Linked DNA regions of Homo sapiens: all the other regions are linked to region 2. Evidence: read pairs that join two places in POLR2A ChIA-PET (ENCODE). Cell type or tissue: MCF 10A. All regions are shown on one strand.

Region 1 (4,000 bases), 57 kb before region 2:
ATTTTATATCAGTTGTGTTCATATGCTATCCATCCTTCAAAATTAAGCTGCAATACTATCTCTTTGCTCTCAAACCCTTCCTTATTTGCTTCAACCCTAATCTTTCCCCCTGTATCCATGGATCCTTATAATTACCTGTCTTTTGGCATCTCCTAATTCTGTGTCCTATATCATAAACTAATGTACATGACAAATCCCCTCCCATCACAATCCTTGATGCAAGCATCATTTATTTAATGCTCTAGTCTCAAAGTTCCTTGCACAGAATATCCCCATTTAACAAATTCAAATTGAATAAAGAAATAATTTTTCACTCTTAAGAACTAGCTCTAATAACTAAAACTGTGGCCCATACATTACCCACTGCTTTATCACTAAATGTAGAATATCCACACTTGTAAGTCGTGGACTTAATAGGTGTCCAGTGAATATTTACTGATTAATAATAAGCCTGGCACTATTATTATGTATAAGCATTGCGTTTTGAAATAAACCCAGACTTCCTTTGTTGGAATCCCAGCTTACCTTCTAACTAGTGACATAACCTTGGGCAAGTTACTCAATCTCTCTGTGGCTTGGTTTTATCTTCTGTAAAATGGAATTAATAATAGTATCTTGCATCAGTGAGATAACGTTATTCCCCACTGATTCAATCTTACATTTACAAACTCCATATCCTAACCACCACCAAGGACTTGAACAGGAAGCAAGACCCTGGCATAATGAACTGGTGGGAACAGAATACCAGAATGGGATAACATCAGAATTGGGAGCAAGAATGTGGAGCAGGCAGTAGTTGAGGGCCATGAGCAAATTCTATTGAATAATTTTGTTTAAGATTAGCTCTGAGCTTTCATCATTAAGACTTTTAATCAATCAGAGAAGTTATATAAAGCTATTCTTCTATTAAGCCAGTGTATTTGGGCCCAAACCACATTCCCCAACAAATGGCTCCTGAGATGTTTTAGTTTAAATTTAGGAGTTCTACTTTTTACAAATGGCTTCATAATCTATGAAAATGGTGCCATGGGGTGTACACAACTACTGGTAAATGATAAGCTGCTTCTAGTTAGTTAGTGCTGGAGTCTGCAGATAGCAAGGGCTGTGGATTATTTAATGTGATCAGTAATCTGACATGAAGAGACAGTATTTATCATTTCCATGCCTGAGCACAGCATCCTACTTGTCAGCATTCCACAGGCAAAAGCAAATGTTCTTGGGAAAAAGGCATTTTGCTAAACTTTTGCTCTGGTCAATACGTTTGGCTATTGCATTACAGACAGTACTAATGGTTCTCTTTAAATAGGACAACCACATCAGACACCGCTTGCTACCAAAGTTATTTTTAAAAATCATACCTGCAGTTGCTTTCAGACTTCCATTTTTTAAGTTTAAAAGCTTCCCTTTGCATGATTAATGTGTTACTAAATACCAGGTGTGTGCTTTGTTAGAGATTCAGATAACAGTGCTTCAATACAATTTCCACCCTTGATGTTCTGTGACATATAAATGTGTGAAAGTCTCCTCACGCCCACTGTGGTGGTGGTTGTAATTACAATGTTTATTTTTGGAGTGAGTGAAGCCTGTATGGTGACCATTAGAGACTTCCGAGCTGCCTCTGGAACATAAGCTGTTACCCCAGGATATGCAGAAAAAGATGGGGAGCAGATAGGCAGAGGCTTTAAAGAGAGCAGCCAATTTGTTACTTTCTGCGAGAAATGAATTTGAAGAGCCTCCTTGCTCTTTTCACCATGAGTTAGATTTGAGAATGTTTATACTTAACTATATATCTATTTAAGCATTTAAATTTAAATAAACATTTAAGAAATCATTTTAGAATAAACTTTTTTTTTTTTTTTTTTTTTGAGACAGGGTCTCACTGTTACCCAGGCTGGAGAATAGTAGGGCAATCATAGCTCACTGTAGTCTTGACCTCCCAGGCTCAAGTGATCCTCCTGCCTCAGCCTCCCAAGTAACTGTGACTACAGGCACACACCACCACACCTAACTTTTTTTTTTTTTTAATTTTTAGTGGAGAACAGGCCTTACTATGTTGCCCAGGGTGAACTCCTGTTGCTCAGTTCTTGAAATCCTGAGCTCAAGTGATTCTCCAACCTCGGCCTCCCAAAGTGCTGGGATTATAGACATGAGTCACTGAACCCAGCCAGAATAAATATTCTTAATAACTAAATTCTTGGCTACACTTCAGTAACTTTGTTTCTGATCCTTCCTAGGGAGTGAGTCAACAAATAGGGCTGTGCTGGAAGGGCTAGGCTGATAGCTGCTCAGTAAATCTCATCACGGTATGACTCTTCTGAATCTGAAGTCGACAGGTTTAAGCAAGGGGATATTTTGTAACTTAAAATATATTTAAATAACATCTGATGTACATTTCCAGTCTTTGTGCATTCACATATATATTTATCTATTCAGCCTATTTTTATTGAGACAATGGTATGCCAGATACTCTGGAAGTCACCAGGGACAAGTGCAGAGCAAAAATGGGTATATCTGAGGCTTCACTGAAGTAACAGTCTAAATGTACATATTTATAATAACAAAGATGTCTATATTTGAAAAATATAAAATTTGAGTCATACCGTATAGTTTTGAAAATCCCTCCTAAATTAACATGCTGTCTTAAGCATTTTCCTGGCAGCAGGAAGTAACAGGACATATCAGAGGCTATAAGATAAGCCTTCTTGTTTTGTGTCAGCCAGTCTTCTGATATACAACAAAATCAAAATGTAAAGCAGCTTCCTTAGGTGCAAACAGTAGACTGCAGGGGCTGTTCAGCTAATTCCATCTTCTAGGAAAAGCCTGTTGTTGCGTAAAGAGTTTGGGCTCTTGGTTTCTGGTAGGCTGGCTCTCCATAATTGGAGGACTCCCTGCCTAAAAACTGCTTATGCCAGAAGGCACTGATGTCCAAGGTCTCCAGGAGAGCACTGTCTCCATTAAAAAACCGAGTCTCCCCAAGGCAATGACAGCATTTCAGATTCCATCTGGTTGTTCACTAAACTTGTTTCCCTGTCATCCTGGGCAAAAAGTGAGACAATATTGTTCAGTCCTTTTGCATTAATGTGACCACAAGACTGAGTTATACATCAGAATATGGATGCAGGTGATACATGCCATTCCCAGGCTTGGCCCATAAAAACCTTCCATGGAATCCATTACCCTCCCTCCCTTTCCTTGTCTATCAACTGGTTGATGAGTGTCAATACCCAGGAGGATTTTGAAGCCATTTGTTGAAGACGTCAGAGGAAGAGTACTCCTCCCCATCACCCAACACCTCTTGAACTTTATATGAGAAATAAACTTTTATTGTTTTAAGCCACTGAGATTTAGGAGTTTCTCTTTTACAACAGTCAGTGTTATGTTAATCAGTAACGACATAGAGATTTTTTTTTCAGTACTGCTCCTATAGAATTACTTTCTAACTGAAGACTCTCTCTAGTCAAAGTCTTAGTCAATACAGGATTCAAAAAAATATTGTTTGGCCTATTCTGTCATTTCCTTAATTATATGAAATGTCCTACACGTATTTGGTCATCATATCTGCCTCTGTTACCAAGATATAAGTAAACCATTCTGGGCTACTGCAATAGCCTCCTATTTGGTCTTTCATCAGTCTCCCCTCCAATAATCTATAATTTATAAAAGTTTATGAAACACTTTTTGATGTGGACATTTAAGGCTATGAACTTTCCCCTTAGTACCGCCTTTGCTGTATCCCAGAGATTTTCATAGCTTGTGTCACTATTGTCGTTCAGGTAGAAGAATTTTTAAATTTCCATCTTGATTTCATTGTTGGCCCAATGATCATTCAGGAGTGTGCTATATAATTTCCATGTATTTGCATGGTTTTGAAGGTTCCTTTTGGAATTGATTTCCAATTTTATTCCACTGTGGTCTGAGAGAGTACTTGATATAATTTCAATGTGGAACAGATCTAAATGTCCATCAATCAACGAGTGGATAAAGAAACTGTGGTGTGTAT
Region 2 (4,000 bases):
TGGCCAACATGGTGAAACCCCTTCGCTACTAAAAATACACAAACACACACAAAAATTAGCCCGGCATGGTGGTGCACACCTGTAATCCCAGCTACTCAGGAGGCTGAGGCAGGAGAATCGTTTGAGCCCGGGAGGCGGAGGTTGCAGTGAGCCCAGATTGCACCACTGCACTCCAGCCTGGGTGACAAGAGCAAAACTCCGTCAAAAAAAGAAAAGAAAAGGAAGAGAGGAGAGGAGAGGGGAGGGGAGGGGAGGGGAGGGGAGGGGAGGGGAGAGGAGAGGAGAGGAGAGGAGGGGAGAGGAGAGGAGAAAAGAAAGCAAAGCAGAGCACAGCAGAGCAGAGCAGAGCAGAGCAGCCTGGTCCATTGGCTAGCATGAACAACCAACCCCAAAGCTTCCACTTTTCCGGTAGCTGTAGAAGATACATTGATATATTAACACAGAAAACGAGAAAGAAGGGTTAAGAGTGTCAATTTGAAGGAAAATTGGGTGAGTGGCAGTGGAGGTTGAAGAACTCATTCAAATTCCCTCTGCTGAAGCATCCAGAGAGATCTTCAAAGTTATGGATGTGAACAATATGTCAATATGCATACTATACCTCCTGACGCTAACTTTAGGCAAGTTAGGCATACAAAAATAAAACTAGAAAGAGAGGACTGATGCCTAGTAACCCAGTCCAATGCATACCACCAGAAAACGTAAGCCCTCTATCAAAGGAGAAAAAGTCAACACTTAGGGTGGATACTTTGACTGAGACTGCCTCAAACAGCTTCGCCTCCTCCAAGCATACCTTCTCTTTAACCTTTGATCTTTACTTTTTTGTAGGTGAAGGGGAGAAGAGAGAGAAATTTGTTTTGGAACAGGTCTTTCAACTTCACTATTTTGAAGATTCTTTTAAACTTCAGAGAAAAGGTGCAGACTACAGTATAGGAAGGATAAGAGAGAGGAGACAAAAGAAATGGGAAGTGAGAAGGGAGAAGAGAAATGGGAAGTGAGAAGGGAGAAGAGAAATGGGAAGTGAGAAGGGAGAAGATAAATTGTACTAGATTCAGCTTTGTCAATGCCTCATGAATTAGTGCTGAATGGGTACTTTAAACATCACCTTATCAGGACAGTCCTCTTTTTGAGAGAGAAGCTGGCTCTGAGAAAGAGAGAAAAAGACTTGTCCAAGTTAATCAATTGTTGCATACAGAGATAGGGCCACCAGATATCTGGATTCACAAACTGAGACACATATTTAAGGAGACCCAATTCGAAAGACTGAACAGAGATGACGGGGGCAGCAGGGAGGGCTCAAGAGAGCGTGTGAGAGCCGCAGGGGCTTTGCAGTGGAGGAGCGCTCTGTGGGTACCTTGATGTAGGCCCGCTGCAGGTAGTTGTAGGGCACTCTGCGCTGGAAGTCGCTGCGCACATCCTCGCTGACGCGGTGGCGGGATGCGGGGCCCCCGAGGCGCTGGGTCTCACAGCTGCGATAACAGCGCGCCCGCCCCAACAAGGAGCGGAAAAGGGGCAGCTCAGCGCCGGGGCCCTCGCCGGGGGGCGGGGGCGGGAGCGGGTGGCGCGCCGCGCAGTGGCGGGCACAGCGCGTGCGGATTTCCCGCAGGCGCCGGTGGCTGCGCAGCGCCGCTTCCAAGTCGCGCACCGCTCGCTCGTAGTCTCCGCTGTAGTAGGCGGCCGCGCCGCTGGCGTAGAGCAGGTCGAAGGGCTGCAGAGGCCCGGGCTCCAGCTCCAGCTCCCGGCGTGGGCTGTCCGGGGGGCCGCCCCACAGTGGCGGCGGCAGTAGCAGCGGCAGCAGCAGCAGCAGCGGCGGCGCCCAGATGCGCTCCCGCATCCTCCGCCTCAGAGAGGCGCGGGACGGTTACGCTCGAGAGGGCTTCGGGGCACCTCGCGTCCGGGTCCCCTCTCCCACCTTCCCTCGGGGAAGCGCGCCGACTCCGCCGCGATCTGGCCGCTCCGCGAGCCCCAGGTGACCGCCGGCGCTCCGCGTACTGAGAGGCGGAGGCCGTGCCTGGCCAGCCGCTCTTAAAGGGACGCCCACAGCTCACACGCTCCTCCTGCTGCCTGAGACTCCGAGAGCCGCTCTCCCAGGCTCCCCGCTGCAGCGGCGGGGCTGCCAGGGGCGGCACACTCCAGCGCCAGCCAGAGAGCTAGCGCCGCTTGAGGCCGGCCGGGGACGAGGCGCTTTACACGTGAGCTCCCTTCTGGTTGTACAAGTGGATAGTATTAGTCTTCTTTTTGGGAAATAAAGAAAATCCAGCTTAGCAAGGTTAGGGCCTTAATCATATTCTGGAATCTCTGTATGGCCTCGCAGTTTGCAGAGTGCTTCACCTTCTAAATGAAGCCTGGAGCGCCATTTCAGACTGAATCAAACCGTAGATGCCATGTGTACCTACGCAACAAATCTGCGCATTCTGCACGTGTATCCCGGAACGTAAAGTTAAAAAAAAAAAGAATAAATAAATAAATAAATAGAAAAAAAACCCATAGAGGCCCTGTAGGCCCAGATGCGGAGGTTTAAGAAGATAAGTGATTTGCCTAAATGCATAGAGCTGAGAAGTGGCAAAGGACGGACCCAACCCAGGGCCTTTAGAACCAAAGCTTACCGCTTCTTCTCTTGGGGAAGGTTTCTCCCTTACCTTTTCGTCCAACTTGGTGTGGATGTGTGTCCGGGCATTGGATCAGGGCGCTGGGCCAGGGGAAGAACAATATATAGCCTGCCTTTCCTGTGCAGCCCGTGGTTTTACAGGGCCCAGAGAACCTTTGGAGGCAGGAGGAGCTGTACTCGCATTCTGGCTCCGTCCGTTTACCAGCTGTGTGACCTTGGCAACTGAGGGCCTCAGTTTCCTCATCTCCTAAACAGCCAGACGCCTAACACGTAAAATGCTATTCAGAAAAAAATTCTTGCTGTGGGCCAGGTGCAGTGGCTCACCCCTGTAATCCCAGCACTTTGGGAGGCCAAGGCGGGTGGATCACCTGAGGTCAGGAGTTCGAGACCAGCCTGGCCACCATGGCAAAACCCCGTCTCTACTAAAAATACAAAAATTAGCTGGGCGTGGTGGCACGTGCCTGCAGACCCAGCTACTCAGGAGGCTGAGGCAGGATAATTGCTTGAACCTGGGAGGTGAAGGTTGCAGTGAGCTGAGATCATGCAGCCTGGGTGACAGAGTGAGACTCCGTCTCAAAAACAAAAAAAACAAAGAAAAAGAAAAGAGAGGAGAGGAGGGGAGGGGAGGGGACGGGAGAGGAGAGGGAAATTCTTATTCTAAGAGTTGAACAAAGAGGCAATTTAGTATATCCCTTACCTCAAGGAATTAAGCAATCTGCATCAATCTAGGAATGAGAAAGCTGACAGAAATGGTTGCCAGATTCCAAACGACTAGCTGGAGGCTTCCTGTTCCTCCCCTTCTCCTCTGTCACGAATACATTCTTAGCCAAGGTGTTCCCCTCTTTCGTGTTCCTTGGCTTCACACTCTCACAAGAATATTGGTTGGACCCTGGATCCCAGCCTGCCTCCTGGAGGCATTTCTGTGGTCTTCTAGTGCCTGTGAGAATCTCATCAGTCTTTCAGCCCCTGCAATGGTGAGCAGAGGGACAGGCAATGGGAAAAAGACTCACGCATGTATCTAGTTGCTATGATTTTTCCGAAGAAGGCTTTTATGTGGAATCACCACTACGCTGAGGGGCTTGCCAGAGATTCATGCTGATTCCTTCATTCATTTTGTTAGGTTTGACCACTCAGGCCATGAACAGCCCTGGCTGTGTAATTCCAAGAGACACTGATGAATCATGCTCTTTTTTTTTCCCACCAAACGTTACTAATTCGGCTCATATCACTGATGAAAAAGCTCCAGTTTGGAGCTGAATGTATATTGAATGCCTTGGATGGTCAGTGTTCCAGAATTAGCACATCAGTCATCTGCCCAGACTTTTTCTCTAGAGATTGTCTGTTTTCAGATAAAGATTTTGGAGTCTAGTCCAGGGTTATCAGTCCACTTGTGGA
Region 3 (4,000 bases), 68 kb before region 2:
TATCTGTATGATCATTTGTTTGTGTATATATGAGTTTTTTGAGGAATATTAGGAAAACACAAGTCCATTAGATTTTATTCGTCCTTCATGACAGAGACTGTGCTTTATAATAAAATTGGTCATCTTTTCTCAGTTACCTTCTCTTATAAAGTTATAATATCTCAGCTTCATGCAAATTCTATTACATTAGAAGAATGAAGAGTATTAGCCTGAAACTTACTACCTATACTAGTGACCTCCTTCCAGCTTAATACCAATTCATTACTTGATACCAAGTAAATTGTTTCACAAACCTACACAATACCAATGATAATACATTTATCTAGCTGGTCATGAAGTCATAATATAAAAGATACTGTCAAATGCCTTCTGAAATTAGGATATTAATCTGTAGCAATTTCCTAATCTGCGAACTGAAGCAGACCAGTCATAGCTATAGGTAGTGCAGGTCTTGTTAGTTCACCTGTGACATCAATAACTGTATCATCATGTAATTTGATAAGTTAGAATCAATAATGCAGAAACAGGACAATGCTAATGCCATTTGATGCGGGTACAGGTTAGGATTTAAAGGAAATAGGCTATTAATAGCTGGGAGGTTACTCTGGATGAGAAAAGAGTGAAGAGGCAACTGAAGAAAAAGTTACTTTTGTCAGGATGATGAACAACCAATACAAAATAACATTTGTTTTTTCTCTATAAAAAATGGAAATAGGAAAAAATGACATAGAATTTTATGGCATTAAGATGTCATTTAATCTTTGGTCAAACAATGCAATTTAATACGGAAAAGGTAAAAATTTGCTCAACTTTTCATACTAGAGGCCATAGTTGAAAAGCATATAGAGATAAATCCTGGGCATTTAGTAGCTGTAATAAGAAGTCCTTGCTTAAAGAAGAGCCAATTTTTACAAGTTACAGCTTATTTTCTTTTAAAAATTAAAAGGAGCAAAGGAAACCTGCCATTTGGCAAATTCAAAGGTCTTGTAACTGATCTTCAAAATCCTCAACAATTTAATTGGAACACAAAAAATAACAGAAACCTGCAATACTTGTTTGTCATTTTTAAGAACAAACATTACTTTCAAATCACTTTCCCTCTCCAAGATCTAATCTGCCAGGTTTCAGCCCACAGTGAATTCTTGCAGCTGGGTTAGGATCCCCCAAGAAAGGGCGTTCAAAACAAAAATGCTGAGGGAGGCATTTCAGCCAAGGGAGGCATTTCAGCTGTGGAGGAGGATGGAAAATTTCTAAGCACAAGGACTTCCCCTCTCAGGCCTGGGAATGCCATTTGAAAGGCTTCTTCACCCATCTGTTCTATTCACACTTGCCCAGGAGTCAGACCTTCTAAAAACTACATACCACAAAATAGTCCTTGAGGAAACACAATATCTTTCCTGGTAACGAATATCCTCAAAAACAAAGAAAAAAGTGGAGAAATAGAATAAACAAATCATTTTTAAAATAAATTTTACTTTAAGTTCTGGGATACACGTGCAGAACGTGCAGGATTGTTACATAGGTATACATGTGCCGTGGTGGTTTGCTACACCTATCAACCTGTCATTCAGGTTCTAAGTCCCGCATGCATTAAGTATTTGTCCTAATGCTCTCCCTTCCTCTTGCCCCTCACCCCCCGACAAGCCCCGGTGTGTGATGTTACCCTCCCTGGGTCCATATGTTCTAATTTTTCAGCTCCCACTTATGAGTGAGAACATGCAGTGTTTGGTTTTCTGTTCCTGTATTAGTTTGCTGAGAATGATAGCTTCCAGTTTCATCCATGTCCCTGCAAAGGACATAGACACTTCTTTTAAAGCATATTTCTTTTAAAACAAACTTCTTTTAAAATATGTTTTAAAAGAAGTGAACTATACTACAGAGTAATAGTTTTAGCTCACATTGATTGAGATCTTTCTCCATGCTTAGCACTGTTCTCCATGAAGTAAGTAATATTATATCCCCAATTTATACAAATGTAAATCGAAGATAGAAAGGTTATTACCGTGTCTAAGAACATATTGCTGTGTGTTTATGTGTATATAAGTATATATACATATAAATGTGTGTGTGTGTATATATATATATATATGCATGTGTGTATATACACATACATATCTATCTATCTGTCTTTAGTGAGTTTAATTGATGATCAGTAAACCGTACATGTAAAAGAATATAATTTGATGAATTTTGGCATATGCATTCCCCCATGAATCCACACAGCGATCAAGACAATGAATATATCCACTCTCCCTAAAAGTTTCCGTGTGCCACTTTCAAATTCATCTTTCTTCCTTAGTCCATACTGAGGCAACCGTTGATCTGCTTTCATTTCTATAGGTTAGTTTAAATTTTTATAAAACTTTATATGAAAAGAAAAATACAGCAAATCTTTTTATCTAGCTTCTTTCACTCAGAAGAACTATTTTAGGATTCAATCATGTTGTGGCACATATCAACAGCTGACTCCTTTGAATAGCCGAGTAGTATTCCATTCTAGGACAATATCACAATTTGTTTTGTTATATATTTGTTGAGGGCCGCTTGTTTCCAATTTTTAGCTATCACAAATAAATTTTCTAAAAACATTCAGATACAAGTCTTTAACTTCTCTAATGATGTTGAGCATTTTTAATGTATTTATTTGTTATCCACATATCATATTTGGTGAAGTGTCTATTCAAATATTTTTGATTGTAAAATTGGATTTTCTTATTGAATTTTAAGAATTCTTTATATATTCTAGACACATGTCTTTTGTTAGGTATATATTTTTCAAATATTTTCTCTCAGTCTATGACTGCCTTTTTATTTTTATTTTTAAATAAAGTGGTTTTTTTTTTTTTTTTTGAGATGGAGTTCCACTCTTGTCACCCAGGCCCCAGTCTGGAGTGCAATGGCACAATCTCGGCTCACTGTAACCTCTGTCTCCTGGGTTCAAGCGATTCTCCTGCCTCAGCCTCCTTAGTAGCTGGGATTACAGGTACCCGCCACCATGCCCGGCTAATTTTTGTATTCTTAGTAGAGACAGGGTTTCACCATGTTGGCCAGGGTGGTCTCTAAGTCCTGACCTCAGGTGATCCACGCGCCTCGGCCTCCCAAAGTGCTGGGATTACAGGAATGAGCCACTGGGCCCAGCCAAAAGTGTCTTTTGAAGAACAACCACTTTTAATTTTTATGGGGCCCAATTTGTTGATCTATTTCTCTTATAGTTTATGTATTTTATTTTCTAATCAAGACGTATTTTTCAAATCCAGAGTTACTAAGATTTCCCTGTTTTCTTAAACAAATTTCAAAACTGTAGCTTCTACACATAGGTCTACAATCTATTGAGGTTTTTTTATATCAATGTTTCCATCACCATTTACTGAAAAAAATATTCTTTCTCCATTGAACTTCCTTCATACATTAGTAGAAAATCAGCTGGCCATATATGCAGGGGCTTTATCTGCACTGTATTCTAATGTTCTTAGCCACTATGCTGCATTATACTCCAAGACCACTACTGGAACAGTGAGGTTACTGAAATAATGCCTAATCAGAACCCTCCACCCCCACCTATAGTTTATTTTCTAAATGCCTTATTTATCATCATTAATCAGTTTAGGAAATGAAAGATTCTGCCTTATATAACTATGGTATTCAAAGGAAGTTCATAGTCTGAGAAAATTGAATCTTGAATAATTTGCAGGGCAACTAGCCTGGTCTCTGAGGATCTGGTGAAGCCATCAGCCACGACACAGACTGATCTGAGAGCCGACGTCAGTAGTGACATCCAGCCTTGTCATATCTTTGGAATGTGGTAGAGAGAAAAAAAAAAGATCATAGAATATCAACATTGGGAGAGATACTACTGGGCCTGTAGTTCAGCTGTTTGACACTAGGATCTTTATTTTTTTTTCAGTCATGTAAAATACCTTTGCTCAGTCATGAAGCTTTGATTGGACCTCTACAGAGATGCCAGTATCACTCCCTCCACTACTCCAGGCAGCTCATTTAT

Evidence for each region. ChIA-PET counts read pairs that join two places held together with the same protein. Peaks named below come from ENCODE experiments on the same cell type or tissue, not always from the same donor. Only the 100,000 strongest peaks of a DNase experiment are listed, where the experiment ranks them.
Region 1: POLR2A ChIA-PET joins it to region 2 with 14 read pairs; 6 of 35 experiments call an interaction of 5 or more read pairs at or near these places.
Region 3: POLR2A ChIA-PET joins it to region 2 with 17 read pairs; 6 of 35 experiments call an interaction of 5 or more read pairs at or near these places.

Annotation. Positions count from the first base shown.
Region 1 is chr3:190,062,147-190,066,146 of GRCh38, forward strand. All of the region lies in intron 1 of P3H2 (prolyl 3-hydroxylase 2), which reads right to left. Among named protein-coding and RNA genes, the nearest start is that of P3H2, 57 kb to the right of the region's middle. RefSeq lists a silencer at 2,094-2,388. In MCF 10A, no CTCF peak of the experiment used is centred here; a DNase peak (open chromatin) is centred at 2,195.
Region 2 is chr3:190,118,901-190,122,900 of GRCh38, forward strand. It overlaps P3H2 (prolyl 3-hydroxylase 2), which reads right to left and starts at 1,997. Exons shown (of 15, transcript NM_018192.4): 1 at 1,352-1,997. The coding sequence starts at 1,831. It overlaps P3H2-AS1 (P3H2 antisense RNA 1), which reads left to right and starts at 2,064. Exons shown (of 4, transcript NR_126419.1): 1 at 2,064-2,189. RefSeq lists silencers at 1,474-1,553, 1,764-1,993, 1,940-2,234 and an enhancer at 2,204-2,383. In MCF 10A, a CTCF peak has its summit at 2,079; a DNase peak (open chromatin) is centred at 2,081.
Region 3 is chr3:190,050,618-190,054,617 of GRCh38, forward strand. All of the region lies in intron 1 of P3H2 (prolyl 3-hydroxylase 2), which reads right to left. Among named protein-coding and RNA genes, the nearest start is that of P3H2, 68 kb to the right of the region's middle. RefSeq lists a silencer at 1,562-1,611. In MCF 10A, a CTCF peak has its summit at 3,898; no DNase peak of the experiment used is centred here.